2 separate regions of the Mus musculus genome follow, and region 1 is linked to region 2. Evidence: chromatin loops called from intact Hi-C (ENCODE). Cell type or tissue: left cerebral cortex. All regions are shown on one strand. Links, peaks and the distances in the headings refer to the core of each region. The heading gives the core; the rest is flanking DNA.

Evidence for each region. Hi-C counts contacts between places; a loop is a spot of excess contacts. Peaks named below come from ENCODE experiments on the same cell type or tissue, not always from the same donor. Only the 100,000 strongest peaks of a DNase experiment are listed, where the experiment ranks them.
Region 1: a loop joins it to region 2, with 2.3 times the contacts of the local background. A loop is called at or near these places in 1 of 42 quality-filtered maps.

Annotation. Positions count from the first base shown.
Region 1 is chr14:99,372,854-99,378,214 of GRCm38, reverse strand. No RefSeq gene overlaps it. Among named protein-coding and RNA genes, the nearest start is that of Klf5, 77 kb to the right of the region's middle. In left cerebral cortex, for the core only: no CTCF peak of the experiment used is centred there; DNase peaks (open chromatin) are centred at 1,126, 1,407, 2,103, 2,407 and 1 more place; H3K27ac peaks cover 323 bases.
Region 2 is chr14:99,296,355-99,301,715 of GRCm38, reverse strand. It overlaps Klf5 (Kruppel-like factor 5), which reads right to left and starts at 3,025. Exons shown (of 4, transcript NM_009769.4): 1 at 2,494-3,025; 2 at 1-335. The coding sequence starts at 2,721. In left cerebral cortex, for the core only: a CTCF peak has its summit at 2,426; DNase peaks (open chromatin) are centred at 1,605, 1,833, 2,432, 3,130 and 1 more place; H3K4me3 peaks cover 3,032 bases; H3K27ac peaks cover 2,366 bases.

The DNA of each region.
Region 1 (5,361 bases), core at 494-4,493, 76 kb before region 2:
CCTAAAGCCTACTCAGTAGCCCAAGCCAGCCAAAGCTTTTACCTCAGTTCCCAATGACCTAGTACTGAAGAACAGGCCTGCACCATTTTGAATGTTTTAAATACTTTTTTAAAGATGGTTTTGCACGTAGGAAGATGACAAAATAACTCCTCAAGAAGTACAAATGGACTGGGCACAATAACACATGCCTATAGCACTAGCTGAGACTGAGGCACAAAGACCATGAGTTCAAGGCCAGCCTGGGCAACTTAATGGAGACTCTCTCTCAAACCCAGGCCAGGCATTGTAGTACAGGCACCTTTGATGCCTGCACTCAGGAAACAGAAACAGAAGGATCACTTGATATCAGGGCCAGCCTGGGGTATGTAGTGAACTCAAGGGCTTCCTGGATCTTATATAGTAAGATCATGCATCAAAAACCAAAATAGGGAATTCAGGAGTGTAACTCAGTGGTGTAGTACCATGTTCTAGGATGCTGGCTCAATCCCAAGAGTGGTGATGATGATGATGATGGTGGTGGTGGTGGTGGTGGTGATGGTGGTGGTGGTGATGGTGGTGGTGGTGGTGGTGGTGGTGGTGGTGGTGACGACAATAAGAATAGTTACTGTCTCCTTCATAATTGTCTCCTTCATAACTGGAGATCTCAACCAGCCATGTTGTGATTGGTCCTATATCTAAGACCACATGTGAGATGAAAGGACAGAAATGTATGTCTGTTGGTCTCAGAAGACAAACTGCCAAAACAAATGTGTCCCGTAGCTGTTGGCCACCCAGCTCCTTATTTTCCAGGAGAGGTCAGCATCTCGGCTGCAGGGTCCCCTGGGGTTAGCACCTCAGTGACAGCTGAGCAGTAAGCCCTCCCTCTCCCATGCACCCAGCACCAGGCTGGCAGCTTCAAGGTGACAGGAGAAGCTGTGAGCAGCGTCCACATGGCGGGGGAGAAAGAAGGAAGAACTGAACGTTGTGCCTGATGTTTCCAACTTAGATAACTGAAGATTCAGCAATACTGTAAGCCAAGATGGAGAAGGATGGAGAGGGAGAAAACTGCTTGTTTGTTTGTTTGTTTGTTTTCCATTTTGGTTTAGGCAGATGAGGGTTTTGAGACAGAGTCTTATATAGACCTGACTGATCTGGAACTCACCATGCAGTCCGGGATGACTTCCAGCGAGCACAGCTATCTGCCTCTGCTTCCCATATGCTGAGATTTTGAAATTTAAAAAAAAAAAAAAAAAAAAAAGAATTCTTCTTTGAAAATACATTTTTTTGACACTGGGTGTCATACAGCTCAGAATGGCTTCAAACTCACTATGTAGGTAAAAAAAATGGCTTTAAACTTCTGATCCTGCTCCCATCTCCAAAGTGTATGCCTCTGAGATTACAAGCATGTGTCAGAATGCCTGGTTCATGCAGTGCTGGGGGCCTGACTCTTTAGGAAGCTTGGAATACGTGAGATGCTAATTTGAGAGCCAAAAAAGAACATAAACAGGTTCTAAGAAAAGCCCTATGGGGGACGGAGGTGTGTGTGTGTGTGTGCGTGCGTGTGTGTTTGTGGGTGTGGGTGTGTGTGTGCATGTATGTGTGTTTGTGTGTGCGTGCGTGTGTGTCTGTGTGAGTGTGTGTGTGCATGTGTGTTCATGTATGTGTGTTTGTGTGTGTGTGCATGTGTGTGTTTGTGTGTGTGCATGTGTGTGTGTGCATGTGTGTGTGTTTGTGTTTGTGTGTGTGCATGTGTGTGTGAGTGTGTGTGTGTGTGCATGTGTGTGTGTTTGTGTGTGTGTGCGTGTGTGTGTATGTGTTTGTGTGTGTGAGTGTGTGTTTGTGTGCATGTGTACATACAAGTAGGCATATGAATACCCATAATCGCACGTTTTCTACTGCTTTTGATGGATGTCTGTTAAATGACCACTCTGACACGAGTATGAGAGGAAAGAGCCCAGGAGGAGAAACAGTAAGAGGCACATTTTATCCTGACCACCAGAATGACAGTACATCATAGCTGAAGGAATTTTTAAAGGCTGTCTGCTTCCTGTCAATATCATATGAAGAGATTTAAGCTGCGATTCTGCCTGTTTCTGTTGTCACTCCCCTTGCCACGTGAGCTCCCAGGAATGGGTAGACAAGGCTTCCTAAAACCAGACTCTGATTCGAAAGAACTTTCAGATTCACCTAGGATATTCATATGCTCACATGTATATGTGCATGCTTACACACACACACACACACACACACACACACACACACACACACACACACCACATCACACCTCAGTCCCCCATAGGACTTTTTTTTAGAACCCTTTTATGTTCTTTTGTTGGCTCTCAAATTAGCATCTCACGTATTCCAAACTTCCTAAACAGCCAGGGATGGCTTGGTCTCCCACTACAACCTGCTCCGAGATGGGACAGCACACATGTGCCAGGCACCAGGCCAGGTTGTGTGCGGTGCTGGAGATCAAATCCAGACTTTTAAACAAGCTAGGCAAGTGCTCTACAAACTGAACTGCACCCCTAACCCTTGTTCCTTCTCCACACAGCCTCGATCTAGCACTCAGTCTTCAATTTCTTTGTAGCCAGCTCTCAGATCCAAACCTTGAGCTACCTGACTCTTGAAAGACATCAGTTACTCAGGGTTTCCGATTCCCCACCAACAACATTCTGCACGTGGAGAATAAGTGAAGGGAATAAAGAGTCACAAAAAGGGGAGTCTGAGGAGATGGCTCAGTCATGGAGAGCTCAGTGTTCAAAAATGAGACTCCGAGTCTGAATCTCCACATCAAACAGAACTGGGTGTGGCTCTGCAGGCTTGGAAGCCCAGCCCAGGGGATTGGGGAGCAGGGGCAGAGACACGCAGATCTGAAGAGCTCACTGAAACAGTTTAGCTGAAGCAGTGAACTCCAATTCAGTGAGAGTCCCTATCTCAAGGCAATAAGGTGGGGGGAGGGCAGGAGAACTCCTGAGAGCTTGCTCTGCCTTCCAAGTGCACACCTGCACATTCACAAGTGTGAGTCACACACGTGTGTCATACACAGTACACACTGCAAAACTATAAACAAATAAATTATAAATAGATATGACAAACAGATAGATAGTCACAAAAAAGAATGTTAGTAATACAGCCTTGACTCTGAAAACAAAGACTAAGCCCTGAGTCTTCTGTTTAGCAGTCACAGAAGAGTTTTGTTCTTGTCATTCTGTAGTTTGGTGCCACAGAAAACTGAAGGTTAAAACAGAAGCGCTCCACTGACCACTGAAAGTCTTGACACCTATGTAAAACCTCCAGCATGGGGCCCTGCACAAGTGAATGCTCTCTCCATTCGTGTAGGCTCTTATTATCCCAAGAACCCATGGGATTCATGCAAGCAGAAAGCAGCAGGCTCCCTCACTAGGTAACTAGAATGAATGGTGCATGTGTGTATGTTCGCATGTGCATATATGGGGTGGTGCAGAATTGAAATGAAAAAAAAAAAAAAAAACAGATGCAGAACAGGCAGGAGTAGAGTTTCAATGAGCTTGCCCAAACTCAACTTTGCTTTTCTATTGCTTCTGTCTTTTGGTTCCATTCTGATTTCCTTATGTGGCTCATTCTGGGGCACCCTGTGGGGACAAGATGGTTTTCCCAGCATTACCTTTATAACTTATTTTTTTAAATCCTTCAAAGACAAAGTGCAAGTCTCTCAGAAGTACAGCTTTAGGGCAACAACTCTGGCATGTCCTTGGGTCTGTATGGATCACAAGCCCACCACTGAGCCTATTCTTGTGGCTGAGGGACAGGTCATAAGCTCAACTCCTGAGCCCATGGCTGAGGGCAAGGGAATCTGTCACCCAGAGATACTCAGACATCTGTTGTCAGAAAAGTAATTCTTGGAACAGGGGAATCGAGTGCCTCACGGAACTGTAGGTCACAGAATCCCTTCCAAAGGTGAAAATTCAAAAATTGCCCACAAAGGAAGAAGATGGACAATGGATAGCTAGATAATAGAATACAGATAGATGATAGATAGATAGATAGATAGATGATAGGACAGGCAGACAGACAGATCATTGATAGAAGATAAGTTGATAATCACTGAACATATGGGGATATAGGGAAAAGGTGGTTTAAACTGAATTTTAAATAGTGCAAAATCAGCAATATAAGTGAAAGAAGCTGAAATACACAAACACACACACACACACACACACACACACACACACACATATATACACATATACAGTGAAATCCTTAAATCCTAAGAGTGGACAAAAGTCATGCTAAGCCAGAAAGGAGAGGAAAACAAGCCACCCATGAGGCAGAACATAGGTACATTATTAGTCATGGGAATCAAGTCACAGTGCACTCAGAGGTGAGTCAGCGTGCCTATGTCCACCTCATCAAAGCAAGCATGCAGAACATGCCCTCCGTGTCTGCTGCTTGCTTTCTCATCTTCTAAGACCAAATACGTGTAAACTCTTCAAACTCTGATCTTAAAATAGCCTTTGCGTTTTGCCTTTTGTCTTTGATTTTGTTTAGGTTATGACCTCTCTTAGCAGATGCCCAGAGTCCAGTACAGAACTGCATTGTTTTGTTTTGTTTCAGTTTGATTTTGGTTTTTCGAGACAGGGTTTCTCTTTTAGCCCTGGCTGACCTGGAACTCACTCTGTAGACCAGGCTGGCCTCGAACTCAAACTTCCGTCTGTAGTTAACAACGATGTTTTGTAGCTGGGTGTGGTGGTGCATGCCTTTAATCCCAGCACTTGGGAGGTAGAGGCAGGCAGAAGTCTGAGTTCGAGGCCAGCCTGGCCTACAACGTGAGTTCTAGGACAGCCAAGGCTATACAGAGAAACCCTGTCTCAAAAAAAAAAAAAAAAAAAAACTACAGTCACTTCGGAATTCTTTTTTTTTTTTTAAAGAGAAAATTGTCTATTTAGCCATTGAATTATGTGCCTCATAAATATATTTGTCAATTTTATCTTAATAAATCTGGGAAAAATGAAAAGCATGTGTTGTTTCTACAGGAACATTCAACATTTAACACAAATGTTTAAAGCAGCAAAGACACAGGAAAATTAACACAGAACTAAGGACATCCCTGAACCTGTGTCCTCACCCTTCTGCTCCTGAAACTTCTCAAAATGGGGACACAGTTAAGAACTGCGTAGGCCAGGCTGGCACGAGACTCGAGGTTCTTCTGACTCCAGCTCCTGTGCTGGCACTGTAGGCATACGCCACCACGTCCAGCTTCTCCTGAGACCTTTAAGGACTCTTCATTCACACTCACACACAGAACTGTCTCTGTCTCTTATCTTCTAATGATAGGTGTGTGCCTGCGTGTATGCGGCTGCATGTATGTGTGTACTGTGACTTCGGTCATGCTTTAATAAT
Region 2 (5,361 bases), core at 434-4,433:
TGGTGGGAGCTGAAGATACTAGTGAACTCGGGGAGAGCCTGGGTGGGGGCCGGAGGAGGAGGAGGGGCCGTCGACTCGCTCTGGTGGCTGAAAATGGTAACAGGTTCTGTCTTGATCTGTGTTACGCATGGTCTCTGGGATTTGTAGAGGCCAGTTCTCAGGTGAGTGATGTCAGGGAGGAAGACGTTCATGTTGATGCTGTAAGGTATGCCTTCAGTGTCAGTGAAGAACTGGTCTACCACTGAGGCACTGTCTCGTCTATACTTTTTATGCTCTGAAATTATCGGAACTGGAGGGAGCTGAGGGGTCAGATACTTCTCCATTTCACATCTTGTCTAAAAAAGAAAAGACGAATACACGTAATCTACCCGACTCAGTCAGGAAGGATAAATAAATAATATGGTTTACTTAAAAACTCGACAGGAGTACAGGGGCCAACTCCTAAGTGTTGCTTATGAACACACAAGTTTATTTTGTCAATTGTGTAATTATCGGTTAACCAAGACTCTACGACATGTCTTCACTAAAGTCACTCCCGCAAATCATCCCCAGACAAAAGTGAAAGGCAAATGGGGTGGGGGGTGGAGGTCAAAACATTTTCTGATGCAATCAAGTCACACACACGCGCGCGCACACGCGCACACACAGTCAAATTAGGGTATATCTTCAGTTAAACTATGGTATCACAGTTTTGCCAAACTGCCTCAAATCTGTTCACATCCATTACACTTGAAAACTAAAACCTGTGCAAATCTTAAAAATAATTATTCCAAAGGGCTTTTGTGTGTGGACTAGGTTATTTTATCAGGCCTAATATAAAATGTTCTCTGGCCATTTCAATACTTTTTGAATAGAAACTTGAACCTGTGGAGCAGAAGCCTGTATTGTATCCACTGATACAAAACAATTGCACCCTCAACGTTTGGTCCAAATGTTCACTTGAACCAGTAGATTCGGTAATGGGTCACTATCATAATGAAATGGACCTATTCATATCCCTATCTAAAACAGATCTTTAATTATCAAGGAGAAAAATCACTCCCTTGGTAGACGGGTGCTAAGACTCCCGTGGGTGGGGAGAGGCTGCTGCATCGCAGGCACAGTCATCAGCAAAACATTTATCATGTCCTCTCCGTGGGCCAATGCTACATTCCCCCTTCCTCTGTAAAAAGCGCAGTCATCTTGCTATCTCCTGAGCGAAAACTACCAGAATAAAATAACCAAATATCTTCCAGGCCCTGATTGTTTAAGAACATACATAATCAATCCAGCTACTGACCAGACGCCTATCTTTCCCCCAGCTCTCTTCTCTAATATAACGAACGCTTTCTCTTGATTTTTTTTTTGACATTGAAAAAAAAGGAAGTCAGAAAAAGATCAAGCCCCAGGTAAATGAAATGGTTCATAGAACCATTCACCTCAGTCAGTGAATAGGAGTCGTATATTTTGCTTTTAATTTTCCAAAGAAATGTCACCTCGGACCTCAGATCATCAAGATCTGGATGTGGACGAGGACGGACGGGATTTCCCGGATATGCAGGACTTAAAAATAAAGATTCATGCTGTAGCCATGTGAGTCACATCTGACAAAATGCCACTGTCTTCTCAAAGCACCACGACACTGGCAGACCCCAAGAAATAGGCGCTCAGTGCAAATACACAATACAGCAAGAGGCTATTAAACTAAGCGTCTTGAAATAAACCGATCTTAAACCCTTTCGTGCACTGCGCTCCCGTGGCGGTTAGTGGTTTCTGATTTTAGCTCTTCCAGCTGTTTGCATGTGGGTCTGTTTCCAATTTTTTTTTTCCTTGGGACTAGCTAAAAGTCCCGGGAAGTTTTTTCTAGGCTATATGACTCCCGTGCGTGGGCGAAAGAAACAGGCGCTTGCTCTAATTCGGCTGCTGGGCAAGTGTAAAAGCCAACTGCCAGCTTTCAACGCGACTCCGAGAGGAAATTTACGCGCACACTAAGAAAAACAACACCCCTGGCCTTTTTTGTCCGTGTTTCTTTTTAAGGGAAAAGCGGTGTTCCAATACAACCTTAAGATTCTAGTTTTCCAAACGGGGCCCTACAATACATTCTAGGGTGAGCCTCCACGGGGGTATATGAAACCCCAGTACTCCAATTTGCATTTCTATTTCACCCCAGAGGACGCAGGCAGGTGGACTTCCAAGGCCAGGGCCATCGGGAGAGAGCGGTCAAGAAGCATTTTAAGCCAAGTTGAGCGTGGGCACAAGCTTTCATCCCCACGCAAGCAAAGAGAAGGTGCACGCGAGCGCGCGGCTCTCTTTAGCTCCTCTGGACAGATCCGGGTGGGCCCCCGCCCTGCTCCCCCATCCACTCCCCGGCGCCCCGTCTGGGAGCGCAGGGCGGGGCTGTCCACCCGGGCACCCGTTCCCGCGCGTCCCAGTCTGGAGCGGCCCCTGTCGCCCGCGCCTCGTAGCGGCGGGACACGCCCGAGCCGGGGAAGGGAGGCCGGCCGCTCTGCTTACCTGGACCAGCTCCTCCGAGGGCAGTCGCGGGCCAGCGGCTGGCGGCGGCGCAGGCGGGTGGTGGTGCGCGTGTTTCAGATCGTCTCCGGAGAAGAGCGCCGCGTCGCGGGCCGGGTTCGCAGCGCCCAGCACCGGCTTGAGCTGCGCGAACACGGGCTCGTCCTGCGCGGCCGGCGGCTGGGGCAGTGGTCCCAGGCGGGCGCTCATGGTCAGCACCCGCGTGGGCATGGACGGTCTGGGGATTACGGGAGCGGGACACGGAGCGATCGCGATCCCACCTCGCTCGGGCTGGCACGGGACGGCGGACTCGGCGGGGGGCCGCGGCGGGGGACCCCTGGGCCGGCAGCCAGACGCTCACGAAGGCGGGCACGGAGATCGGGGCTCCTGGGCTCGGCCACGCGTCACCGCCGAGGTCCTCGGGCAGCCACTTTCTCCCGCCCCGCCCCAGCGCTCGCTCACCCTCTCGCCGGAACCCGCTCCCGCCACCCCCAAGCTCCACCAGCAACCTAAGAGAGCGCGTACCTGCCCCGCGACTACTGACACTTGACGCCCGCCTCTATTTCACCCAACTCCGGGGAGGCAGGGCCAGCTCACCGGACTGGCAGCGTTGTGGCCAATGGCAAGGCCCCAGGGCCAGAGGGTAGCCAGTAGGAAAGAAGGCCCACGAGGTCCCGCCTCCGACGGGCCGACCGCACCCCTCGCGGGCCAGGAGCTTCGCGCGCAGGGCTGCGGCGCAGTTTGTACACAACTTCTCTGACAGATTGGGCCGGCGGAGCACGGGGCGGGCGGAGGGAAGGAGAGGAGCGGGTGGAATCTAGGAAGAGGGGGAAATCAGGGTGGAGACGCGGAGGGAGATCTCTCCGAACTGTTCTCTGCCAGGATTAGGGCGAAAAAAAAGTATTGCACGTCTTAGGTGTTGTGCAAGGACCTGAAACTCGAAAACCGAAGACAGAAGGCAGCTAGGTGGGGGGAGCTGAGGTTTCCAGTCTTAACCAATGAGTGTATTTTTTTTTTTAAGTATACAAAATGTACTTTAGAGGAAAACAAGGGGCGGTGCGAAAACAAACGTAAAACAGCCCTCCTTTCTGTGTTTTCAGCCGTAGATCTATCTATCTTTTCGCAGATTCCTTGTGGCCTGAATAAAATCTGTAAATGTCAAGCATTTTTTTTCAAGTCCTTGCATACCAACCTGGGCACATTTTCCCCTACAGTATTTAAGGAGCTACAAGTTTTCACAGACATGTCTACTCTCCTTCGCCGAATGTGGGGAAAAGGTGGGGTGGGCCATATGAATTATGAAGTTTTTAATATTTAAACCATGTTGATTCTAGCCCGAGCATGGAATCTAATTTGAGAACTAACAGCCAGCTCAACCGGGTATTTAAATAGACATTACATCTTTGGCTTATTTTTGCTAGCACTGTAGTGTTCGGAGGGGCGGGGAATGGAGTTTTAATATATTCAGAAGTATGGGTCCCATCTACCTAATACAGTGTCACCTTTTCCTACGAAACGGGAACCAAAGAAGGCACAAACATTCACAGACATTCAACAGCCCTGAAAACTGGGTATCCAAACTGGTAGGAAAGCAACAGTCAACTATATTACTACCTTTTTACTGCGTTGTTTTAATGGAAGGTGAGTGGTTTGGTTTGGTTTTGTTCTTAATTTTTGCCAGTAATCACACCAAAGGAAACGCCTTTCCTTAATCCTCAATGTTCTTGTCTATGATTTTATCTGGCTTATTGAGAAGCTGAAACAATAAACTGCGACTTAAAAAGACGCCTGTAATATTGCTATCTATTTACGTCTGTTGGCAGCACACTATACTATAATACCTACCTAGAGCACACTCGCTCCTTTACAGTGAAGCATCTTTTTAAAAAGTTCTTAGGAAAAAAAAAAAGTGCACCTGAAAGAGTGTATCACAGGTATAAGTCTCATTTCCAATGAAATTTCCAAAGTCTCACGTGTCGTTTATTTATTTATTTATTTATTTATTTATTTATTTATTTATTTATTTATTGTAGCAAAGATAAAATCATATTGTGAACTCAGTTTCTTTTCTCCCTTTTCCTTCCTGTCAGCAATGATCCATCTTTACAGTTGTGGTTGCCACTTTCAGAGGATGGGTGATGACAACTTTCATGATACCAGGGTGTTATTTAATAAGTGTGTGTGTACTGACGTTTTACGTCGACAACCCCATGTTGCCAACCTTCATCTTTAAAAACTTGGCCTCATTTTTCTCTGTTATTAAAGCCAATCACGTGCTCAAATAACTCTGAGACGGGTCATAGAATTGTTGTCAGATTTTAACTTTTTAAAAAGGGGTCATTTTTTTAGAAGACCTCTGGGTACTTAATGCTGATAGTATAACCAAACCAAGTGTGGAGTGTTGATAGCTCTTAACAGGATGGTTCCTTCCTTTAACTCTTTGAATTTCTCTTTATTCTGATTGGCTTTTAAGCCTCTCTAAACCAGAGCGTCAGTGGGGCATGCCATTTTACTGCAATAAGACCCGTTTATTTTAATGGAAATCTTTCTAACTTACACAATAGCTTTTCAATATGCTTCTCTTACAAACATTTCACTGCAGCCAATTGAGACCCCACCAAGCTGCGTGACAAACACTGAAGAACGTATTTTTATTACCTTGTCACTCTTTTATTATTTTCCTATCTTTTAAAGAATGTGTATGTGAACCTGCCTGGGCCTGGTTCACATAGCTGATCCATTTCCAGTTTTAAAAATACTTGAATATCTACTTTTTGCTGGGGGTGGCGGCATTTATTTACATGTAATTTCTGGCATAGAGATGGGGCAATGGGGCCACTGCTTTTAAGTAAGTAATAGTTTCTCTGAAGC